Regions from separate parts of the Homo sapiens genome. Here region 1 is linked to region 2. Evidence: chromatin contacts called from ENCODE Hi-C or POLR2A ChIA-PET data. All regions are on one chromosome and are shown on one strand. Each heading gives the region's core, a stretch centred on a gene start or an enhancer-like site at or near the end of the contact. The rest is flanking DNA. Distances are from core to core; before and after follow the strand shown. Region 1 overlaps LINC01307 (long intergenic non-protein coding RNA 1307). Region 2 holds the start of LOC102723784 (a long non-coding RNA gene).

Region 1 (6,353 bases), core at 3,125-5,624, 68 kb after region 2:
TGGTTCACACCTATAATCCCAGCACTTAGGGAGGCTGAGGTGGGTGGATTGCCTGAGCTCAGGAATTCGAGACCAGCCTGGGCAACATGGTGAAACCCTGTCTCTACTAAAAATACAAAAAATTAGCCAGGCATAGTGGCAGGTGCCTGTAGTCCCAGCTACTTGGGAGGCTGAGGTAGGAGGATGACTTGAACCCAGGAGGCGGAGGTTGCAGTGAGCCGGGATTGTGCCACTGCACTCCAGCTCAGGCGACACAGTGAGACACTTGTCTCCCCCCCCAAAAAAAAAAAAAAAAAAAAAGTTTACCAAATCGCCCTTAGGTATAAATCTTAAGTCCAGAAATTAAAATCTCCAAGGAAAACTCAGGAGTCACATTAAACCAATGGTTCAAACCTGGTCACCGTTTCCCATTGTCTGGATTTACTGAAGGATCCATTTGGTGGGGGTCAGAGAGGAATTAAGCTAGTGATGGAGGATTGAGGGTGGGGGATGAAGAGGTCAGGAGTAGGATGAGAGTGAAAGCGGGGAGGGCTTTAGGTATTTTTCTCCTCACAGGGCTTTCCTGTGTTCCTGGGAAGGTTTTCGTTTTCTGAAGCTCCAGATTGCCTTATCTGCAAATCAGGGAGGGTGCTGCTGTGTGCTTTGAAGACCAGTACTGGATGTGGTGGGCAAAGCACAGAAGCGCAGACTGAGATTATTAGTGCAGATTTGGTATTTATCAGGTCAGATCGGGGCTGCTGTCTGTCAGTTTGGTTAGATTTTTAGGGGGTGTCTCTGAGGCAAATAATGAATAAAAAAGTAATACTGTGCTGTTTATCACCTGCTGGTCTTTAAACTATAGTTAAATTTCCCCTGATAATTTCTTTTCCATTAATCTTTCTTCCTGTTAGGAAATCTTTGGAAAATTGCTGACTTGGCAGCTGAAAATATTTTCTTGGCAAGCCCTTTGAAATTGTAATTGTATTAAAGGGCCTTTTTCTTATCTTTGCCTTTAAATAACTTTTTTTCTCCCTGGTTCTCTGTTGGAGAAAGAAGAATAAAATGCATTGTTCATCCTTATCCTCAACACATCATTATTTTTGAACCTTTGAAGAGCAGTGAAATTCTCTATTGTGAGGGATTTTAGTCTTAAATCAACAGCATGTCAGGAAGCATTAGTGAGGCACAACATCACATGCATATATGGACGGGTCTGGTCATCAAGCATAAACGAGCTGCCAGCAAACCAAGCTACAGAAACAAGAGTTCTTAATTCCCCTACCGCCATTCCCACACATTTAGACTCTAGGGATGCAAATACAATATACCAATTATGGTAACACTTTCTGACCTCAACTCATCAAGAAATATAAAACTGCGTGTTCAATATTTTGTGGAGCCACTGTTTCAAAATTGATTTTTAAGCAATGGCTACTCGTGTGTTTTTTTGTCTCCTCTGGGAATCTGGGGTTCGGAAGGGCAGTGCATTTCTCTTGATGTCTCTCTGAGATAAATAAAAAGAAAATAGGAGGCCATTTTCAGGTTGGCCTCAAGGTCTCTCCCAGGCATCCAGACTCATTTTGTCATTCCTCTCCAGGGCTTATGCTTGGCCTACTGATCCCAGAGGAGAGAATCATAGAGAATTGTGGAATTGGAGAGCTGCAAATAGCCTGCCCTCATTTGTAAGTCACCCCTGATTCAGGCTACAGAGCTGCAGCTATTGATGGCATCCATGGAAATGACTCTGGCCTTGAGGCTCAGCTTCTCACAGAGAAGCGGTTTTTCCCTTCTGCATCCAGTGCTTGATGGGAGACTTGACAAAGTGGTGGCAGAGCTGGAGCCTGAGGAAAACCCAACAGAGCTTGCATTTATTACAAAATACTGAATTGCTAAGTGCTAAATGAGATTGCCTCCATGTCCTGCTCATTGACTTACAGGAAAAAAATGCACCCTCAAATAGCAGGTGGGGTTGGAATTAGGAGGAAGTGGTTGGAGACTGCACCAAAGAGCAGGGGGCCAACCATGGTCCACACAAGGAGATGTGGAAGTGTTTCATTCTACCCAATGTTCTTGTGGAGTTAGTTGTTACTTAGCTAAAAAGAATGTTGGGGAGGACCCGAGTTTGGGTCTTAGTGCTGCCATTTTATTAGTTGGGTAACCTTGGGCAAGTTAACAGTTCTGTGCTTCAGTGTCTTCATCTATAAAGAGAAAATAACAATTTGCAGGGGCACTTAAAGATAAAATGAATGTTTATGTAATCTTTCTGGTGCACAGTAATGCTGAATTAATGTCTCTATTCTTTTTCTTTTTTTTTTTTTTTTAAACAACAAAAAAACCCCTCCTGTCTTTTCTGTTTTTCCTCAATCAACTTAGAGGTTTATTTTGCCAAGGTTAAGGACCATGGCCCATGACACAGCCTCAGGAGGTTCTGAGAACATGTGCCCAGGTTGGCTGAGTTATAGCTTGGCTTTATACACTTTAGACAGACAGAAGTTACAGGCAAAAATATAAATCAATATACATAAAGCAAATATTGGTTTGGCCTGGAAAAAAGGGACATGATGGGGGCAGAGGGGGTAGGGGATTCCAGGTCATAGGTGGATTCAAAGATTTCCTAATTAGCAATTGGTTGAAAGACTTACATGCTGCCTGAAGAGTTGAAGTCAGTTCGAGTTCAGATAAAGGGGGTTTTGAAAGCCAAGGTTCTTGTCAAGTATATGAAACCTCCAAGCAGCAGGCCTCAGAGAGAATATATGGTGAATGTCTCTGTTCACACCTCAAAAGGCAACAGACTCTCCAGAAAATATCTAGTCATGGAAGGAGATTCTTTACAGAATGCAAATTTCCCCCACAAGAAACAGCTTTGCAGGGCCATTTCAAAATATGTCAAAGAAATAAAATACTTTGGTTTCCTTCAGAGCCTACTGTTTGTCCTGTGATGTTATACCAGAGGCAGGTTGGAATTTTGTATGTCATTGCTACAAAGAGGCTGTTTTAAGATCTCCGTTTTCATGTTAATATTGGTCAGTTGTGTCTAAACTCTAAAAGCAGGAGAGTATAATGAGGCATGCCTGATTCTCATTTCCTGTCGTGACCTGAACTAGTTTTTCAGGTTAATTTGGAATCCCGTTGGCCAAGGAGGGGAGGGTCATTCAGTCAGATGGGGAGCTTAGAACTTTATTTTCGGTTAACATTCTCCCTCTTCTGGCCAAGATTTGCCAGAGGCAACATCAGTGATCAAACTTTTATTTTTGTCCCATAGCTGAACTCATGTCTTAATGATTACTTATATTAATCGCATGAGACTGGCCCTCTAGAAGCCCATTCTCTATCCCACTTAGAATGGGGCACCAACACTGCTTCTCTAGATTTCATAAGCAATGCTAGCTAGCTTCTGTGCCAAATTGCCAGTTGTTTCAAGTAATGGAAATAGTTAGTAGGTACGTTCTTGGGAATGGGGAGTCCCCTACGGGTTGGGGGTAGGGAGTGAGGCTGTCAGTTACATGAAGACAGGGCAGAGGACACAAGGATACAGGACATAACAGACACACAGGAAGTGAATGAATGCATTTAAGTGTTTGGTGGCCAAAGTAGGGCAAGGAGAGAACTAATGAGGGCAAATAGAAAAGAAATGGCTTCTGTTTCTGTATCTTGACTTGCTTCTCATCAGTTTGTAAATGGAGGTAGGTTGTAGAAAACACACACACACACACACACACACACACACACGAACACCAAGAGCAATGACTAAGAAGAAGGAGGGACAGAGTTTTGAGTTTGGAAGAGCATGCTGGGCACAGAATTTGAAGTAGTCAATCAATTAGCATTTCACATTTTGTAATTTAGAATCATACATACATATCTCCTGGTCTAACCCTCATAGAATATAGGATTTCTCCTGTATTAGTTTCCTATTGCTGCTAGAACAAATTACCACAACTTTTGTGGCTTGAAACAAGACAAATGTATCGTCTTACAGTTCTGGAAGTCAGAAGCTGAACATGGATCTTATAGACTAAAATCAAGGCATTAACAGAACTGCATTTCTTCTGGAAGCTCTTTGGGAGAATCTGTCTCTTTGCCTTTTTCAGCTTCCAGAGGCTGCTCTCAGGGCTTAGCTTGTGGCCCCCTTCCTCCATCTTCAAAGCAAATTACTCAATTTCTGCTTCTATCAGCCAATCTCCTACTCTGACTGGTTCTCTACTTCCTTCCCTTATACAGACCTCTTATATGGGCCCGCTCAAATAATCCAGGATAATCTCCCATCTCAAGATTCCTACCCTAATCATATCTGCAAAGTCCATTTTTTACATTTAAAGCAATGCATTTACATTTCTTGGTGTTTAAGACACAGACATATTTGGGGAGCCATAACTCATTCTGTCACACTTCCCTAAATCACCCTTTCCTGATGGTTAGGTGCACACCTCTTCCTGAGTACATTCTGAGGCAGCCCATTTCAATGTAAATGTTATCTGACTTTCTTTTGCTAGTTAAATGAATGACTGAGTGAGTAGAGGAAGCCACACGCTCTTTCTCTTTCTCTTTCTCTTCACTCATGGGTTGAAAGCGACCAGTAAGAAGTCAGACAAGAATAATTAGGAAAGTTTGCTAGGGTTTTTGTCATTACCTTGAGTCTTGACAGGCAGATCTCCAAGAGAACAGTAGCTTGGCTACCTACCCCCTAGTCAAAAGGGCCATGCAGGAATACAAATATACTCTTTTAGCTTCTGATGAAAGAACTGGGCATCATTATCCCTAAGGACAACATTGATTAATTGTAATGTATGCATAACTGCTTAGCCTATGTACAAATTCTTCCACTGTCATTGCAGGGTACAATACCAACATTGCCTTGAGCCAGTTCAGATAAACACCAATAAGAAGTAATGTATTTCTTCATTTACTTACTGCGGAATCAGTGGGTAGCCTCTTTCAACCCAAGGCTATCCATTTTCAAAGGGGAAATGGTACAATAAATGGAGGATCCCCATGGCTCAGACAAAGACTGTGTTCTTCTTCTTGATTATTTTTGTTATAGAGTTATGACTATTCAAACAATTCTAGAAAGCTCTTTCCTGTTGGCAATATCTCCAGGTAGCTCTCTCATTAAGCCCATTCAGTTCAGTGCTCTGATGTGTAAGACATCATACAGTATAAAATTGTCCCATGCAAAATCTACTTTCCCCTAAATATGTATTGTTGACTTGGCTAAAAACTTCTCATCAGACAGTGAACAGTGAAAAATACTTTACTCTTGCCATCTGCCCAATAAACAGAATCACACAGTGTGCTCAACTCCTCTAAGTGATCATTTAAGGTGACTCCTGCTATTAACACATATAGCCGCTGGGCATACTGACTCCACCCCCTGTTCTTGCTGCTCTGGCTGTGGCACCCCCCTATACCCGCTTTAGTTTGATGGTCCTTTTATGCCCATTCTTCCCAGTTCCCAACATTTTATTAATCATTATGTTTTAAAAGAAATCAGTTTCATTGGGTTATTATTTACATACAAATGCATATATCAGTGTAAACATCACTGCAATTAAGATGCGGAATATTTCCATTCCTATAAAAAGTTCCCTCCTCCGCTTTTGCAATTAATTATTTGCTACCCTCCTGCCCCAAGAAGTCTTCTGTTACTATAGATTAGTTTCCCTTTTCTAGAATTTCATATAGATGGAATCATACAGTATATATTATTTTGTGTAGGCTTTTGTTTTAAAATTTAGCATCATGTTTTTGAAATTCATTCATATGGTATATATCAATCGTTTCTTCTCTTTTATTGCTTAGAAGTGTTCCATGGTATGCATTTAACACATTTTGTGTGTCTGTTCACTGGTTATTGCCTATTTAGGTTGTTTCTTGTTTTGGGCTGCAATGAATGAAGTTACTGTGAATATTTGTATACACAACCCTATGGATATATCGTTTCATTTTTAATTTTTTTGAGTAAATTCTGAGGAGTGGAATTGCTAGGCCATAGATAACTATGCAAGTAACTTTATAAGAAATGGACAAAGTGTTTTCCAAAGTAGCTATACCATTCTATATTCCTACAAATTTTGTCTGAGAGTTCCAGTTATACCACATGCTGGGCAGCAGTTGGTATTATAATCTTTTAAATTTTAACCATTCAAATGGGTGTGCAGTAAGATTTCATTGTGGCTTTAATTTCTCATTTTCCATAACTAATCATTTTGAGCACCTTTTCATGTGTTTATTGCTATCCACGTTTCTTCTTTTGTGAAGCATCTCTTAGCATTTTTTGCCCATTTTTAAATGGAGTTGTCTTATTGAATTGTAAGATTTCTTTATATATTCTGTGTACAAGCCTGTTATTAGATATATGCATTGTATTTGTTTTA
Region 2 (6,924 bases), core at 3,019-5,518:
GAGGCCCCCAGCACATCGTAATGGAAAGTGCACTGGCTGGGGTTAAGAGGCCTGATTGCTCATTGAGGTGGCACCATTTACGACCTTGAATGACACTGCTGGGGGTTCAGAACACAATACCCCAAAATATGACACTGTGGCATTTGAGGAAACAGCAGAAGCAGGAAGGTCTCTCTCACCTTCCCTTGTCCTTCTCCCCTGAAGCAGGTCATAAAATCCAAGAAGTTGTTGGCCTTCCCCTGAAGCAGGTCGTAGACTCCTCATTTGAGAGATACCCTCCCTATACCTCGAGGAAAGGAGCAGAAGACACAGAAATGCCGTGAAGAATCTGAACAAACAAGCCTTGCTAAGTTCCCTCCGGCTTATTGCCATTAGATCACAGCCCCTTGTCCAATCATACTTTCACAGCACTGTACTCTCTTCATCAAACCTAAGAATGAAAACACACAGGTTTCCCTGTTCCTCTGGGACATTGCCAAAGGCTCCTATGTCAGGTAAAACTTTTTTAAAAAATTTGTTTGGAGACAGGTCTTGCTCTGCCACCCAGGCTTGGAGTGCAGTGGCACAAACACAGTTCACTGCAGCCTTGACCTCCCGACTCCTGGGCTCAAACCATCCTCCTGCCTCAGCCTCGCATATAGCTTGGACCACAGGCACGCACCACCAGGGCTGGCTATATTTTATTTTTTGTAGAGGTGGAGTCTCCCTGTGATGCCCAAGTTGGTCTTGAACTCCTGGGCTCAAGCGACCCTCCCACCTTGGCCTCTCAAAGTGCTGGGATTATAGGTGTCAGCTACTGCGCCTGGCCTAAATTTTAACTTAAATGAATTCATATGCTTTTCTCTTTTTAGTCTGTCTTTTGTTTTTGGGGCCTCAGCCACAAACCCCTGAGCAGCGACTGAGAAAACATATTTCATCCCTTACGACTCTGGCAAGTAGCAACCTTTTTCAGTTTACTTACTCTCAGTGCCCTTCCCGCTTTAGAATAAGGTCCATTGATTGAGTAAGATGCCTTCCCACCTTGTCCAGTGACTTGTGTACCTGGCGGTGGTTCTGGGCGTGTGCTCTACCAGCATCACCTGGGAACTTGCTAGAAATGCAAATGTATTGTGCTCCACTCCAGACCTAGTGAATCAGAAATCCGGGGGGGGGGGGGAGGTGGGGGTGGGGACTTAGACATCTTGTTTTAAGGAGGCCTGCAGGCGATTCTGGCGAACACTAAAGTTTAATAATCATAAATATAGGGTACACTTTAATAAAAATTTGCCGCAGCAAACGGGAAAATACCAATTTAGCTCTGTTTGCTGCAGCTTCGCAGCTTTACCAGGAGAGGGCGCCGACGGACCTGACTTTTGCCTTGCCTCGCAGTAGAGCCCAACTAGAGGGTAAACAGCAGCCACAGTAAGTTCTAGCTGTTGCAGAAATAAATTACAAATACATGTAGGAAAAAGGACTTCAAAAGGCTGCGGTATCAAAGTGGCAGTTAAAGAGAAGGCAACGCTCAGAGTTGCAGGTGGAGCAGCGGCGGCTGCATCAGCGTCTCAAATTGCGAAAACATTTTGGGCTGAAGTATTTCTTTGTAGCATTTCGTGGAGCCCCTTTCCTTTGATATACACTAGCCTTCCGACTTCCCTTTGTTCTTTTTTCACACGTCAGGTTTTATCGCTGACAAGCTCCAACGCGTCAAAGGCGTTAGATCTGAGGGCTGCAGCAGCCTTCGCGGTTCCGCATTGAGCTCCTTCCTGCAGCCCTCTGCGGAGGTCACGGCCACGTGTGGGCAGGGAAGGCCCCCTACCCACTTCCTCATTCGGACCCGTCACCTTTAGCCGGCGACCACCTTTTGATCTCTTGTGTTGCACTTGTGTCCCCCGTTTCTCCTCCAGCTTCCCTGGAGTCCCTCATTGTGGAGCTGTTCACGGCCCCAGTCCCTGCACAGCGGGGTTTTGCACGAAAGAGGCCGTGAGGGCCAGAACTTAGTACAGCCTTGAATACTGGGGCGGGGAATGGGGGTAAGAAAAACAAAACCTCCCCACTGGTCCTCTTCTCTCTCTCTAGCACTGCATATTCATCTTGACACCAAGTCACACCCCCATCAGGAAGTCTGGTTTTGGGGGTAGTGGGCACAGGACGATTTGGGGGATTTTTGCATTTGTTTGAGCTACAGGGAAAGAGAAATATTTAACTCCTGAAAAGAATCAGCATACCAGGTGCCTTATTATACTGTGTGTATGTGCTATTGAGCAGTCTAGAAACCTTTCTGCAGTCGTGTTCTGCAGATTTCATCCCAACAGAAAATTGCATCTTCCAAAAAATGTAGTTCAAAATAATAAGGCTTCATTCATTTTTAAATGACCAGAGCATTTCCTTCTCTCAGGGGAGGGGGGCAGGGAAGGGGATTGTGTGGAGATCTGTACTAGGAAACAAATGCCTATAGGTGTAGGAGAGACATGTTTTATAATTTTAAGAATATACAAGGGACATCTGTTCTCAGTTTACACTGGGATGCTCATATATTTATTCTAAACAAGAAATTCAAATGGAAAAGGCTTCACTGTGCAGGAGAGACAGGAAAAGGAAGAGTGAAATCGTTGAGAGCACGGGTTTTGGTTTTGTGGTGACAGATTCAAGGCAATGAACACACATGATGTTTTGCTCCTCAGGGCCAGGTTGTCTCCAGTGTGTAGTGTATACACATTTAAATGATGGTTTGTAACTGCAGAGTTGTTATCTTGACTTTAGAATAATAAGAAAGAAAATAGAGAAAATGCAAGGGATACTCCACAGCTGTTCTTGATTTGTCACTGTGATACAATCTAGTTTTTTTGTTGTTGTATAGTTTATTTGTTTTATGGTTTTTGCCCTCCCTCACAATGGTCTAAAATTCTGAAGCTTCTCTGTCAGTTTCTGGATAACAGGGAACCATGTCTTCCTACCCTCATTTTGTTTTCATTTCCACAAATTGAAGGTAAAGGTATTTCCCTTCCACTTCATGCCAAGAAGTCAATGCTTGCTGCTGCATCCCCAGAAGAGTGTGACACGTATTAGGAGCTCAAGAAATATTTCCTAAATAAATAAACAATCCCAAGGCTTGTGCTCTTTCCACTGTGCCAACTTCCTTTTGCATCTTGATCCTTCTCACATGGCAACACCTTTTCAACACCTTTTCTGGGTAGGGACCTTCCCCCTCACTAACCACCCAGAGGTTAGACTCCTCTTGGGAGTCAGAAGATTGTGCTGCTTGCTCAAGATCCAGATGGCTTGCACTGTGCAGCTCACAGTAGATCTCTGTCATGCCTTCCAGCTGTCAAAATCCCAGTGGGATACTCTGGCTGGTCCACTTCCAGCTTCTTTCCCTGTCTGACCCCCTTTATAGGCTATATGCCTGGGATCTCCTTGCTCATGTCAAAGTGGGGAAGACGTGGCTTCTGTGGACTTGATGGTCCTACTGAGAAAAGCCAGATGAAACTTCGCTTGAAAGACTAGGGATAAGAAAGCCTACTTGGCATGACAGCATCCAAAATCCATTTGTTGGTCACAAGTTCTGAGATGGTTAATTGTATGTGTCAACTTGACTGGGCTGAGGGATGGCTGGGTAAAGCTGATAAACATAGTTTCCGCTGCTCCACCTGCAACTCTGAGTATTGCCTTCTCTTTAACTGCCACTTTGATACCGCAGCCTTTTGAAGTCCTTTTTCCTATATGTATTTGTAATTTATTTCTGCAACAGTCAATGAGGGTGCAATTACCATTTGAATCAGAAGACCAAGTAAAGAAGGTCCATACTTACCAATGTAGGTGGGAATCATCCAATAATCTGTTCAGTACCTGAGTAGAACAAAGGTAGGGGAAGGAGTTTGCCACCTTTTGCTTCCTGCCTGGTTGCTTGAGCAAGGACGTTGGTCTTTCCCTGCCCTTGTATATATCCTATTGGTTCTATTCCTCTGGAGAACCCTGATTAAATACAAGATTCTTGGGCTCGGTCATTTGAATGTTTCCAGTGGTTTCACCCAGATTCCTTTTAGCATCTATTTAAGTCATTGTGTTTCTAGTGTCCCATGCCCTGTGGTGAAAACTTCTGGGTTCGGGGGGTTGGGTTGGCTTAGGGCTAGGACTGGGCCAGAAATTCAGGGACACGCTACTTGGCTGCTTCCTCCAGCAGCCTGGGCAAGGCCCCTGAGCCTCCTCCTGAACCAATTTTTCAGCCTGACCTGAAATTCTTGTCCAGAACATTAGGACAGTGGGATCTTTAAGCTGGGAGCTTTGATGTTACTTCATGGAGTTCGCCTGTGATGGTTTCCCTTTCACTTTGTAGTAACTCTAAGAGTAGGTTCTAGGAACTAGGTTCTTGCCCGATTCTTTGTGTCTAAGCTCTGCTTATACTGCTGTTCTGGTAACTGAGTCCTAGTCTTGTTACCTACAGGGCCTGAGCTCCTGAACCCTTTCCCTGTACAGGGATCATGGCTCACTGTAGCTTCAAACTCCTGGGCTCAAGGGATCCTCCTGCCTTAGCCTCCCAAAATGCTGGGATTACAGGCATGAGCCACAGCACCTGCCCTCACCTTCTGGCATTTTTTGATCACCTTCTCTCGCCTTCCTTGTGCCCAGTTATCCTGGGACCAGAGTCTTGCTCCTAAATGCTGGACGCTGTGCTGGGTGTCTATTTCTGGGTTCTTCTGATACAATTACTTGGCTCTCTGAGGCAGTGCTCCAGCTGCCCGTCTACCCTGTTGGATGCAACTGGACTTCATGATGTCAGTACTCCCAGGGACTTCTTCCTAGTACTGACTTCACCCAAACAGGTCTGCGTGCCTTCAGGTCCCAGCTGTCCTAGTTTGGCTCATCACTTCAGTCTCACCCCTTCTGACTTTCACACACCTTCAGAGAGACTTCCTTGAGACAGGGTCTTGCTCTGTTGCTCAGGCTGGAGTGCAGTGGTGAGATCATAGCTCGCTGCAACCTCAAACTCCTGGGCTCAAGAGATCTTCCCACCTCAATCGCCCAATTAGCTAGGACTACAGGTATGTGCCAACATGCCCAGCTAATTTTTTATTTTTTTGGAGAGACAGGGTTTCTCTATTTTGCCCAGACTGGTCTTGAACTTCAAGGGCTCAAGTGATCCTCTTACCTTGGCCTTCCAAAATGTTGGGATTACAGGTGTGAGCCACTGCACCTTGCTTAGAGACACTTTCTTTAGAAAAGATTCAGAACACCAATTTGTCCCTAGCACCATTCAGTTTAAAACCCTTCAAAGGTTCCTCATTCCCTTTCAAAGAAAGTTCAAATTCCAAGTTATAATCATCCTTTACCAGATTGTAGTATGATACAGTTTTGTGTAGTGGCTAAGAGCACAGATCCTAGGTTCAGACTGCCTACATTCAAATTCAGGGGCTCCCTTTTAAGCCAGTTGATGTTTCTCAATCTGGGTCCTTGGACAATAGCCAAACAGCAGCAGCAAGCCTCTCCTATCTGCTTGCACACAGGTGGCACAAATTGCTATTGTTTCTATGACAACTGATGGCTTTTTTCCCCCATTTCATAAAAGCCGCCTGTATGGTGGACAGCAGCATGTGGAAGAAATGTGCTAGGCAGGGACTAGCCTGGTAGAACGCCCAAGCAACGTATACCGCGATTTTATTGTCTTCACCAGTCGTGGCTCTTTGTCTCCGAGTTCTGTCATATACTAGCTGTGTGAACTTGCTCTTGGGACTCAGTTTCCTTACCTATAAAATGGTGCTATTTACTCTTAAGGTAGTCAAGAGAATTAAATGAGTTGATATACCTAAAACACTTAGAACAGAATTTGACACATCATAGGCTGTTAGCTGTTATCATTTTTCAAGATTGAATCTCTAGCTGTCCACTTTTACCACATGTTCCACCTAGAGTGAACCACCAGTATTCCCCTTGAACATATCATGGTTTATGTTTATACCTGTTTATGTGTTATTTCAACAACTTGTCTTTCAAAACCCAGCAGGATTTCGGCTTAAGAGAAGTCTTCTTTTGCTTCCTATATGATTTAGATGATTCTACCATACTACACAAGCAACATCTACTATCACGCCATCTTTTAACCTGTAATTGACCTATTCTTTCACCTGCAATACAGGAGTCATCTTCAGAGGAAGGGATGCTTCTCAGTGTTTGAGTCTACAGCACCTAGAACAGTGTTTGCGGAGAGTGAATACTCATTCAGCGAAAGGATTCCATTGCTTGTAAAGTTATGATTATGACCTTGGTTTCCTCAGCTATTAAAGGAGCCAAGCTTGACCCTCCTTTAGCATGACCCAGAGTGGTTCAAGCCAGGAGCTGCTCTGACACTGACTCAGTCCCTGGGTGGTGATGACTCACTGCTGGGGCTTTACCTTCCAGAGCCTCTTCTGATAGATGGGATTTTCTGAAACTTCTTTCCTCCCATTGGATCCATGATTCCAGCACTGTCCTCCACAGCTCAGGGAGAGGGTGCTTTGTTCTGTGGACTGTGCAAAGACCTTCTTGCTGTAGAATGTGTGACTATGACTGAGCTATTCTCAGAGGCTCATCAGAAGTGCTAGAAGAAATACCTTGATTGTCAGAGACGTTTAGTTACCTATAAATATCTCTTTCCTCTTTTACTTAGCAGCAGTAATTTATTCAAAGTAGCAATGAATCCAGCCTAAAGACTGTGTTTTCCATACACCTTGCAGCTAGGTATGGCCATATAATTAGATTCCAGCCAGTGAGTTTTACACGGAAGTGTTGGCTGGTACTTCTGGCAAACCTTTGTAGAAAGGGAAGAGTGTGCCTTTTTCCCTCTTTCCTGCTGTTTGGAATGTGGTTGTGACTGCTGTGGAAATAACAGCCACTGTGGACCCTGAGGCTGAGGCCCTCAGCCTAAAAGTGGAAAGGAAAGCTGAAAGGAGCCTGGGTCCCCAACTATGGCAA

Evidence for each region. Hi-C counts contacts between places; a loop is a spot of excess contacts on that map. ChIA-PET counts read pairs that join two places held with the same protein, here RNA polymerase II (POLR2A). Pooled maps may share reads with other maps.
Region 1: a loop to region 2 is called in a map with no recorded cell type, with 6 times the contacts of the local background. The contact joins two enhancer-like sites. A Hi-C loop is called at or near these places in 1 of 168 maps with a recorded cell type or tissue (GM12878), 33 of 37 single-sample maps with no recorded cell type and 13 of 50 pooled maps. POLR2A ChIA-PET finds 5 or more read pairs at or near these places in 8 of 52 experiments (CD4-positive, alpha-beta memory T cell, GM10248, GM12878 and 5 more).

Annotation. Positions count from the first base shown.
Region 1 is chr1:101,375,682-101,382,034 of GRCh38, forward strand. It overlaps LINC01307 (long intergenic non-protein coding RNA 1307), which reads left to right. Exons shown (of 5, transcript NR_126402.1): 5 at 1,577-1,632. Among named protein-coding and RNA genes, the nearest start is that of LINC01307, 55 kb to the left of the region's middle. Within about 2 kb of position 4,375, at least 2 of the 41 ENCODE cell types and tissues checked have a DNase peak (open chromatin) inside an H3K27ac peak, as active enhancers do.
Region 2 is chr1:101,308,088-101,315,011 of GRCh38, forward strand. LOC102723784 (a long non-coding RNA gene) reads right to left here and starts at 1,068. Exons shown (of 6, transcript XR_947643.3): 1 at 962-1,068; 2 at 180-286. RefSeq lists a silencer at 1,206-1,500 and an enhancer at 4,191-4,270. Within about 2 kb of position 4,269, at least 4 of the 41 ENCODE cell types and tissues checked have a DNase peak (open chromatin) inside an H3K27ac peak, as active enhancers do.